Linked DNA regions of Mus musculus: region 1 is linked to region 2. A link is a contact called in ENCODE Hi-C or POLR2A ChIA-PET data. All regions are on one chromosome and are shown on one strand. The core of a region is the stretch at or near the end of the contact, and the rest is flanking DNA. Distances in the headings are between cores, read along the strand shown.

The links. A loop is a pair of places that touch in the nucleus more often than their neighbours do. ChIA-PET counts read pairs that join two places held with the same protein, here RNA polymerase II (POLR2A).
Region 1: a map of mouse embryonic stem cell shows a loop between it and region 2 (2.6-fold over the local background). The contact joins the promoter of Pla2g1b here to the promoter of Cox6a1 in region 2. A Hi-C loop is called at or near these places in 3 of 37 maps with a recorded cell type or tissue (T-helper 17 cell and mouse embryonic stem cell). POLR2A ChIA-PET finds 5 or more read pairs at or near these places in 4 of 5 experiments (Patski and embryonic stem cell).

The regions. Positions count from the first base shown.
Region 1 is chr5:115,462,746-115,467,575 of GRCm38, reverse strand. Pla2g1b (phospholipase A2, group IB, pancreas) reads right to left here and starts at 1,434. Exons shown (of 4, transcript NM_011107.2): 1 at 1,256-1,434. The coding sequence starts at 1,289.
Region 2 is chr5:115,345,451-115,350,470 of GRCm38, reverse strand. Cox6a1 (cytochrome c oxidase subunit 6A1) reads left to right here and starts at 1,513. Exons shown (of 3, transcript NM_007748.5): 1 at 1,513-1,632; 2 at 1,764-1,906; 3 at 4,545-4,819. The coding sequence starts at 1,524. The coding sequence ends at 4,628.

The sequences.
Region 1 (4,830 bases), core at 185-2,684, 120 kb before region 2:
CTCTGAGGCTCAGTCTACAGCCTGATTGCAGGTCTCAATCATTGCTGGGTGAATAGAAACGACTTACGTGCCAACTACAGGTGACTCCGTGCACAGGGCCCAAATCTGTTTCTGTTCACGGAGCTGGGGATGTAATGCCTGTATGCAGATGGTGCCTGAATATGTAAATGAATCAGCTGGGCGTGGTGGCGGTGCACACCTTTAGTCCCAGCACTTGGGAGGCAGAGGCAGGCGGATTTCTGAGTTCGAGGCCAGCCTGGTCTACAAAGTGAGTTCCAGGACAGCCAGGACTATACAAAGAAACCCTATCTCGAAAACCAAAACAAAATAAAACAAAAATTGCAGACTCAAGCCAGGCACAGATGGAATCCTAACACTTCAGAGGCTGAGAGAGGAGGGTCCCAAGGCTGGGCTATACTGTGGAGAGGAGACATCTTGAGCCATATAGCAAGGTCATATCAATAAAATAATAATGATTACTATTGATGGTGATGATGATAAGGGGGTCGGTTGGAGAGATGGCTCAGAAGTCATGAACACTTTCGTTCCTTCCATGGGATTCAGGTCTGGTTCTAGCACCCATATGGCAGGCAGCTCATAGTTATTTACAACTCCAGTGCTACAGGATCTGACCCTTCTTCTGGTCTCTGCAGGCACTGCTCACACAATATATACCATATGTGCAGGCAAAACGCTCAGACACATAATGATATATATATATATATATATCAGGACAGCCAGGACTATACAAAGAAACCCTATCTATATCTATATATAGAGAGAGAGGGTTTCTCTGTGTAGCTCTGACTGTCCTGAAACTTGCTTTGTAGACAAGACTGGCCTCGAACTTACAGAGATCTGCTGGCCTCTGCCTTCTGAGAGCTGGGATTAAAGACATTAGTACTACTTGGGGAAAAAAATTTTTTTTTAAAGAAAAAGAAAAGGAAAAGTTGTTAGGGCACTGGCAAGGCCAAGGAAAGTGGTGCCAGGGCAAGAAGACATCAGAGGCAGAAGGGGGCTTCCTTTGCTTGGGTAGGCAAATGAGGGAGCATTTTCTAAGGGGTCATCTGAGTTCAGACCCAGAGGTCGAAAAGCACCAGCTGTCCTGAACACTGGGGTGAAGAGGAGACCCCAACCCAGAGGCTATTAGACCCTAAGGAGAATGCCAAACAATTCCAGCGTGACCAGTGGGAGGGAGGCATTGGAGAAGAGGGAGACCGTAAGGTGCTCAGAGAGAGGCGACAGAGGGGCCTACCTGTGAGCAGAGCAGCCAGCAGAAGGAGTTTCATCTTCAGAAGGAGTGAGGGGAGAACTCCAGTGACTTCCCTCTTTTATACATGGGGCCCCACGCTCCCAAGATAAGGCTGTTTGCTTTGCTCTTAGCCACTCTGGGCTGGCCTTGGTCTATCGGGGGAACAACACAGAGGGATTTGCCTGTAAGAGAAAATAATGCCACAGATTTGCGCCTGGCACTTCCTCCCCAAGGGGATGGTTTCCAGATCTTGGAATCCTTTACTACTCCCCCTAACCCCATTATGACAAGTCTCAGGTTGCCCTGGAACTCATGGGACATCTTTGAACTCCTCTTTACTTTATTAATTTTTTTTTTGAGACAAGGTTTCTAGCCCAGGCTGGCCTCAATCTTGCTGTGTAGCTGAGGATAGCCTTAAATTTTTTTTTTTTTAGATTTAAAAAAAAATATATTTTTAAAAATGCACTCATTTACGTATGAGTGCTCTGTCCGCAGGTACACCTGTAGTCCAGAAGAGGGCATCAGATCCCTTTTACAGACAGTCATGAGCCACCTTGTAGTTGCTGGGAATTGAACTCAGACCTCTGAAAGAACAGACTGCCTGTTGTAGAAATTACTTTAAATCTCAGCCCGAGGTTTCTTTCTTTCTTTTAGATATTTATTTACTTATTTTTATGTATATGAGTACACTGTAGCTGTACAGATGGTTGTGAGCCTTCATGTGGTTGTTGGGAATTGAATTTTAGGACCTCTGCTCGCTCTGGTCGGCCTCGCTTGCTCTGGCCCAAAGATTTATTTATTATATTATAATAAGTCCACTGTTGCTGTCTTCAGACACCAACATCAGATCTTATTATGGGTGGTTGTGAGCCACCATGTGGTTGCTGGGATTCGAACTCAGTTCGTTCGGGAGTGCAGTTGGTGCTCTTACCCGCTGAGCCATCTCGCCAGCCCCAGGCCCAAGGTTTCTACCCCACCTTAGACCATTTAGACTCCGGAACACACACAACAATAAGCTTCAAGCAGCATAGTTGCTGGGCAGCTGCCTACCCTCTGGGCTATTAGAATCTACCTTCCTATCGATAACCCCGAGTTATTACTTACTATATTTCATCTGGACTGCTCTTATCTCCAATTGGTCAGCCCACGTGGTGACGTTTTCCCTTTTTCCTAACCAAAGATGGCCTCTCCTTCCTCTTCTCCTCTCCTTCTTCTCTGACCCCAAGAGTGGGAAACCTAAACACCTAAACCCCACGTATGTCTCTTCTGCCCAGCTATTGGCTGTCTGCATCTTTATTTACCAATCAGAAATAAGTTGGGGCAGGGTCAGAGGTATTGGGGGCTCGCACTTTGCATTACAATAGACGGGCAAAGATGAAAACCTCAGCACAGCCAGCGCTCTTAAGCGCGATCTATCTCACTAGCTCCCTTGTGTGTGCATGTGAGAGTGCAGACGCCACACAGACCAGAAGAGGGAGTCAGTTACAGGGGTTCTGAGCCACCGACGTGAATGCTGGGAATGGAACTTGGTGCTCTGCCACAGCGGTATGATCTTAACCTGAAGCCTGACCCTGAGCTTCTGATACTCCTGCCTCCTCGCACGGCTCCTTAGCCTAGCTTCAAGGGACCTGGGGCAACTATCCTGTTAGACACCGTAAGAAGTCGGGGAGGAAGGCAGGGTGGAGATGACTCCTGCCTTTGTGTCTGGAATGCTTGGGTTTGCGTGGGGGCGGTGTCATTGAATGGTTCTATCTACCATGCCCTCTACAGATGAGGAAAGGCGTTCAGAGAGGTGAAATAATTTGCCTAAGGTCACAGACTGTGAGTAAGCAAGGCAAGGTTGGTTCATGCTTATGTCTGTCAAACTCCAAGCCACGCATCTTAGTTTCTTCCCACTCTGAAAACATCATATTTTTGCTTCCCAGTGCAGGTTTGTGAGAAAATTTTGGAGATGTGGAATCAGACCAGAATGACTCTTGGAACAGTCAAGGACTTAGCAGTTAATGTATAGTCTGTAAACGCCTACAGACTAGAACTTGGGAACTTTTTTTTTTTTTTTTTTTTTTTTTTTTTTTTTGAGACAGGGTTTCTCTGTATAGCCCTGACTGTCCTGGAACTCACTCTGTAGACCAGGAGACCAGGCTGGCCTCTAATTCAGAAATCTGCCTGCTTCTGCCTCCCAAGTGCTGGGATTAAAGGGGTGAACGAATTTTGTGGGTGAACAAATTCTTTAAATTTCTAGCTTAGTAAGTCTAGCTCAGCTTCCATCACTGCCCTCAGAGTCCTTTTTAAAAAAAATTATTTAATTCTATTGCATGTATTAGTGCTCTGCTGCATATGCATCCACTTGCCTGAAGAGGGCGTCAGATCCCATTACAGATGGTTGTGACCCATCATGTGGTTGCTGGGAATTGAACTCAAGACCTGGAAGAGCAGTCACTGAGCCATCTCATCAGGACCCCTACCCCTACCCCATAGAGTCCCCCCCCCCTTTTTTTTTCTTCGAGACAGGGTTTCTCTGTGTAGCCCTGGTTGTCCTGGAACTCACTTTGTAGACCAGGCTGGTCTCGAACTCAGAAATTCACCTGCCTCTTCCTCCCAAGTGCTGGGATCAAAGGCATGCGCCACCACGCCCGGCTCTTTTTTTTTTTTTTTTTTTTTTTTTAAGACTTATTTATTTATTTATTTATTTATTTATTTATTACTTGTAAGTACACTGTAGCTTGCACCAGAAGAGGGCATCAGATCTCATTATGGGTGGTTGTGAGCCACCACGTGGTTGCTGGGATTTGAACTTCGGACCTTCGGAAGAGCAGTTGGGTGGGTGCTCTTACCCACTGAGCCATCTCACCAGCCCCATAGAGTCCCTTTCATACTCGCTCCCAGCATCATGTGTCTTCCAAGGTCTTGTCTTAGCTGACATCACTCTGCCAATCACCCTGAGTCTGGGAAAGCAGCAAGCCACAGCACACCACCAGTGTTTCTTGGTGCGTTTCTCTCTATGGAGGCTGGACAAATGCAGCTCAGCTATGCAGTGTAAGGGGGACCGAGACGTACATCTTGTTAGTGAGGAATCCTTATCATGTGTCCTCTTACATGCTTGCATTAGCACAGCAGCCCTCTCTCTGGTGTCTGCTTCAGCAAAACGTTCCTTCACAAGTCCGCCTTAGCCTTTCACACCTGTGTCCACTTTAACAAACCACTCCTTCATGTCTGCCCTAGTAAAACACCATCCAACCGACTTTCCAAAGAACCTTCAAATTTCCACTTCCATCATCCCAGGAAGAAACCTTGCTCCCACTGGTAATGATTTCTTCCCAATTCCTAGCAACAACTAATCCACTGTGTGTCCCCGTGGGTTTTTTTCATCTGGAACTTTTGCATGCATGCTGAATATTCTTATTCAAACCTACAGGCCGGAGTGATGGCTCAGGGGTTGAGAACACTGGCTGTTCTTCCAGAGGACCCAGGTTCAATTCCCAGCACCCACATAGCACCCACAACTGTTATAATTCCAGTTCCAGAAAATCTGATATCCTCTTCTGGCCTCCAAGGGAACCAGGCAGGTACATGGTACA
Region 2 (5,020 bases), core at 264-2,763:
TCTAACTAGAGATTCCCTACCTCCGTCTCTCAAAACAGTACCATATACACAAACATTTTAAACTTAGGGGTGTGTGAGCGGAGACAGGGTCTCATTCTACAGCCCAGGCTAGTCTCTAACTCACAGCAATCTTCCTACCCCATCTCACTCTTATGAGCCACCTCACTTGGCGTGTGTCTTAGTCAGGGTTTCTATTCCTGCACAAACATGATGACCAAGAAGCAAGTTGGGGAGGAAAGGGTTTATTCAGCTTACACTTCCACCCTGCTGTTCATCACCAAAGGAAGTCAGGACTGGAACTCAAGCAGGTCAGAAAGCAGGAGCTGATGCAGAGGCCATGGAGGGATGTTCTTTACTGGCTTGCCTCCTCTGGCTTGCTCAGCCTGCTCTCTTATAGAACCCAAGACTACCAGCCCAGAGATGGTCCCACCCACAAGGGGCCTTTCCCCCTTGATCACTAATTGAGATGCCTTACAGATGGATCTCATGGAGGCATTTCCTCAACTGAAGGTCCTTTCTCTGTGATAACTCCAGCTGTGTCAAGTTGACACAAAACTAACCAGTACAGCGTGTTTTGTTGTTTTTGTTTTTATGGAGACAGGGTCTCACTATGCAGCCTCTGGATAGCCTAGAACTCTGTAGAGGAGGCTGGCCTGGGGTCAGTTCCATCTGCGTCTTCCTCGCAGATACTAGCATTAAAGATGCGAGGCTTTTAGACCAAAATAAATAAATAAATAAATAAACAAATAAATAAATAAAAAGGGAAAAAGGAGATATTTGTAAAGTTCTACAGACAAAATTTAACAGATGTGTGTAGTATTCAAAGCGGGAGCAGGAACATTGAACAAACGCTGAGGATATGGAGCTAAACAAAGTCCAGATTTGCTGGCAATTGCAGGGTCCTTACTGGTTCCTGGGTCTGTTCCTTGACTCATTAATACACGGTTTCATACATTCATTCATTAAATTGCATAAAGCACCTGCTACTTGCCATGAAAGATTTCGGGTAACTCTCGGGATGCAGCGCTGGCAAAAATCTAAGCACTGCGGACTTTACAGTCTATGTAGGGCACAACGGAAGAGAATAACAACGGTCTTTAAGAGCGATAGGGACAATGATAACGACAAGGACAGGGCTGTCGAGGGCCTGGGAAATCGCGGAATTAGAAGGCAGCGAGCGAGGAAAGAGAATGGCGCCTCCGCTAACGTGACTTGTTCTCCGCACTTCAGATCCTGTCCAGGGACTCCAAAGAAGGGAGCGATTAAAACCAGAAAAGCTCGCAAAAGTTCAGTTCCGCGGACATCCTCACCTAGGCGCTGACAAGCAGGGAGATGGGGCACAGGAACGGGGCGCATGCGCGCTCTCGCTCCAGCCGCCCCAGGGACGGATAAAGTGCGCAGGCGCTGGAGTTCCTAGCCAGGTCTGAGAAGGCGTTGCCCAATAGGAACGTCGTTCGGCGTCTTTGTCCCGCCCCCTTCGCCCGTCCCCATTTCCGCTTCCGGCGCGCCGGTGTAGTTCCATGATGGCGTCGGCGGTGCTGTCAGCGTCTCGGGTCTCTCGGCCGCTGGGCCGGGCCCTCCCCGGGTTGAGGCGGCCCATGTCGAGTGGCGCCCACGGCGAGGAGGGTTCAGGTACCCGGGGGCTCTCGGATGGGCGTGGGGTCTCGGCGGGTGGCGTGCGGCGGCGTGGCGGGGCCGGAGCCCGGGGCGGTGACCTTGGCGGGAGGGAGCGGCCGAGGCTGACGTTGTGGCCCCCGCCGCAGCTCGGATGTGGAAGGCCCTCACCTACTTCGTGGCGCTGCCCGGGGTGGGAGTGAGCATGCTCAACGTGTTCCTCAAGTCGCGGCACGAAGAGCACGAGAGACCCCCGTTCGTTGCCTACCCTCACCTGCGCATCAGGACCAAGGTAGGCGCTGCGCCTTTACTGTCCGTCTGTCCGTCCGTCCTCCAGGCATCCGTTATTGCGGGGTTGTCCACTCCCCTGGCCCAGCCCTTGGGGGAGTTTTAGGATCTTGGCTGCCTGTCCGTCCGTGCAGATAGAATATTTTATTTACTCTTCGTTTGACGGAAGGGAAGCCAGTTTGTAGGTCGTGGCTCGGTTTTCTTAAAAGGCCACCCAGTAAATGCCTGCGGGCTTTCAGCTCCTCCAACTTGTCACCTTTTGTCCAATGGTGCACTTTATTAGCTTCCTGCGGGAAAGTTTGGAGGTTTGGGGTGTCCCTTTATAGCCGCAAATCCTGAAGGTGATCCGGGATCCGGGCGATTGGCGTAGGCTTAAGCACAGACTGCCCGTTGGTTCTCACAGTGCCTGTCGTTTTATCAGTTCTTTGCCTTGGCTGTTCGTGTAGAAACCCTGTCTCGAAAAACCAAAAAAAAAAAAAAAAAAAAAAAAAAGACAGTTATAATGTCTCATGATGTATTTTAACAAGCCCGTCTTCCACTGTATCACCTAATTCACCTAAGACTGGCCTTGCAGAAACTTATTCTAGACTTCAATTTTACAACCCAGAAGGCTCCATGCCGTTCCCGTACAGCCTCAGCACTTGAGAGGCCAAAGAGAGCCAATGTCTTGTTCAAGGCCAGTCTGGTCTACAAAGTGAGCTCCAGGACAGCCAGGGGGGAGACTTTCTCAGAAAAAGAAAAGGTGTTTGACAGCAGCCTTGCCTTGGGGCTCTGCCCACTAGGTGGCAGTAGCACCCCCCTCCTAAGGCCTCTAGATAATGCTCCCATATCCCGCCCCTGGCACTTGGGGTCAGAAAACAAGCGTTTTCTCAGTAGTAGCTATCAGGAAGTTTCTATCAGTAGTAGTTGCTGGTTATTCTCTGCCACGTTATGAAATGGAGATTAGCTTGGGCTAAATGGGGTTACCACAGAAAGCCAAAAATGGTTGTGAGCTATTGACCAAGAGCAATGCTTTTCAAACATGGAGGGGAAGGGACAGGAGAGAGGGCTCAGTGGTGTAGAGTGCTGCTGCTCTTACAGAAGAGCCTAGTTTCCAGTGGGTGGCTCACAACATTCTTTAGCCCCAGCTGCAGGCAGGGATGATATCTTTGGTCTCTGTGTACACCTACACTCGTGCATATACCCACAGAGATGTACACAGAATAATATTCATGCTGGCAGAGGCAGGTGGTCAACATAGCACATTCTAGGACATCCAGGGCTACATAAAGAGACCCGTCTCAAAATCAGACAAAACTATGATTGGCAGAGTCATACATGCTGTAACCCCAGCACTGCAGGCAGAGGCAAGAGGAGCGTTGTAAGTTTTTGATTAGACTGTTCTATTTAGTGTTCCAGGTTAGCTAGATAAGGAAACCCTGTTTCAGCAACCTTGCCAAGTCTGCCAGTGAGGGCTAGTCTCTTGGGATCCACTCTATAGGAGGACAGAACTTCTTCTTTTGTTTTTTTGGTTTTTTTTTTTTTTTGCGGGGGGGGGGGGGTTGGTTTTGTTTTGTTTTGTTTTTTGAAACGGGGTTTCTCTGTGTAGCCCCGGCTGTCCTGGAACTCACTCTGTAGACCAGGCTGGCCTCGAACTCAGAAATTTGCCTGCCTCTGCCTCCCAAGTGCTGGGATTAAAGGCGTGTGCCACCACTGCCTGGCTGAGATTTATTTTTATGAGTGCACTGTAGCTGTCTTCAGACACACAGGAAGAGGGCATCAGATCCCATCACAGATGGTTGTGAGCCACCATGTGGTTGATGGGAATTGAACTCAGGACCTTTGGAAGAGCAGTCAGTGCTCTTAGCTGCTGAGTCATCTCTCTAGCCTGAGTTAGTCTTTTTTTAAAAAGGTAGTGAGCAAAAGGATTGAATTTAGGTCGCAGTTTTCTAGTCCTTCTGCAACCTCTGTTCTTCTAGGAGCTCTGGAATAGCAGTCAGTGTGTGTGCACACGCATATGTGCACGTGAGTGCAGGTGTTTGTGTCACAGTTGTGAGTCACCTCATCTGAAGTTTGGGAGAATTTTGAAGGAACAGATCTTATCCACTGAGCCACCTTTCCAACATCTTATGTTAAGATTTATTTTCTTTTAAATTATTTGTGTGTGTGTGCACATGAGAAGAGGGCTTCAGATCCCCTAGAGCTGGAGTAGTAGCAGATGTGAGCTGCCAGCCGTGGATGGGTGATAGTCACGTGCAGAACAACAGATGCTCTTACCTGCTGAGCCATCCCCTTCCTCGGGGAGCTACCTTGCGCTTGCTTGTCTTACCATCTACTTCGAAGGAGAGATGGCTCAGTGGTGTTAGAGCACTGGCTGCTTCTCCAGGGGTCCTGAGTTCAATTCCCAGCAACCACATGGCAGCTCATAACCATCTGTAATGGGATCTGAATCCTTCTTTTGTGAAGACAGAGTACTTATACATAATTACAGAAATAAATTAAAGTTACATTAAAAAAAATAAGAAAAAGCTCTGGGAAAGTTGACATTTTTATGTCAGTAAATCTATGCCAGTAAAGGCACATTTCCATTTTGATTTTATGTATTACCTCTTTCGATTCTGAGCATTTTCTGGAAATAACTAATTGACATCTTCGCTCCGCAGCCCTTCCCCTGGGGAGACGGTAACCATACCCTCTTCCACAACCCTCATGTGAACCCACTTCCGACCGGCTATGAAGATGAGTAAAGAGAACCTGGCCTCCCCCAGGCAACAAAGGGACCACAGCACTGGTTTTGGACCCTTACTCTGTGTGGACCACGAAAACCCTTTGGATGCTAAGCTCGTGTCTCCTTTCCTCAGATGGCGACCATTACTCTGATCTTCCATCCCTTCTGCTTGTAAGAGGAGATGCCTTAAATAAATAACTTAAACTCAGATGGTCCGTGAGCTGGACGGTACGATTTTATTCTCAGACACTGACATTGCTTTGCTGTTTTGCAGTGGTTCAGATCTGGTTTAGCTGACCGAATACCGTTTCTAGCTGGCTCCCTGCTGGTTTCTTGTGCTTAGCATGGGTAGAGAGCTAAATGACTAAGAGCAGAGAGAGGTAGAGTTACCATTGGGATGGGCTCCCTGAC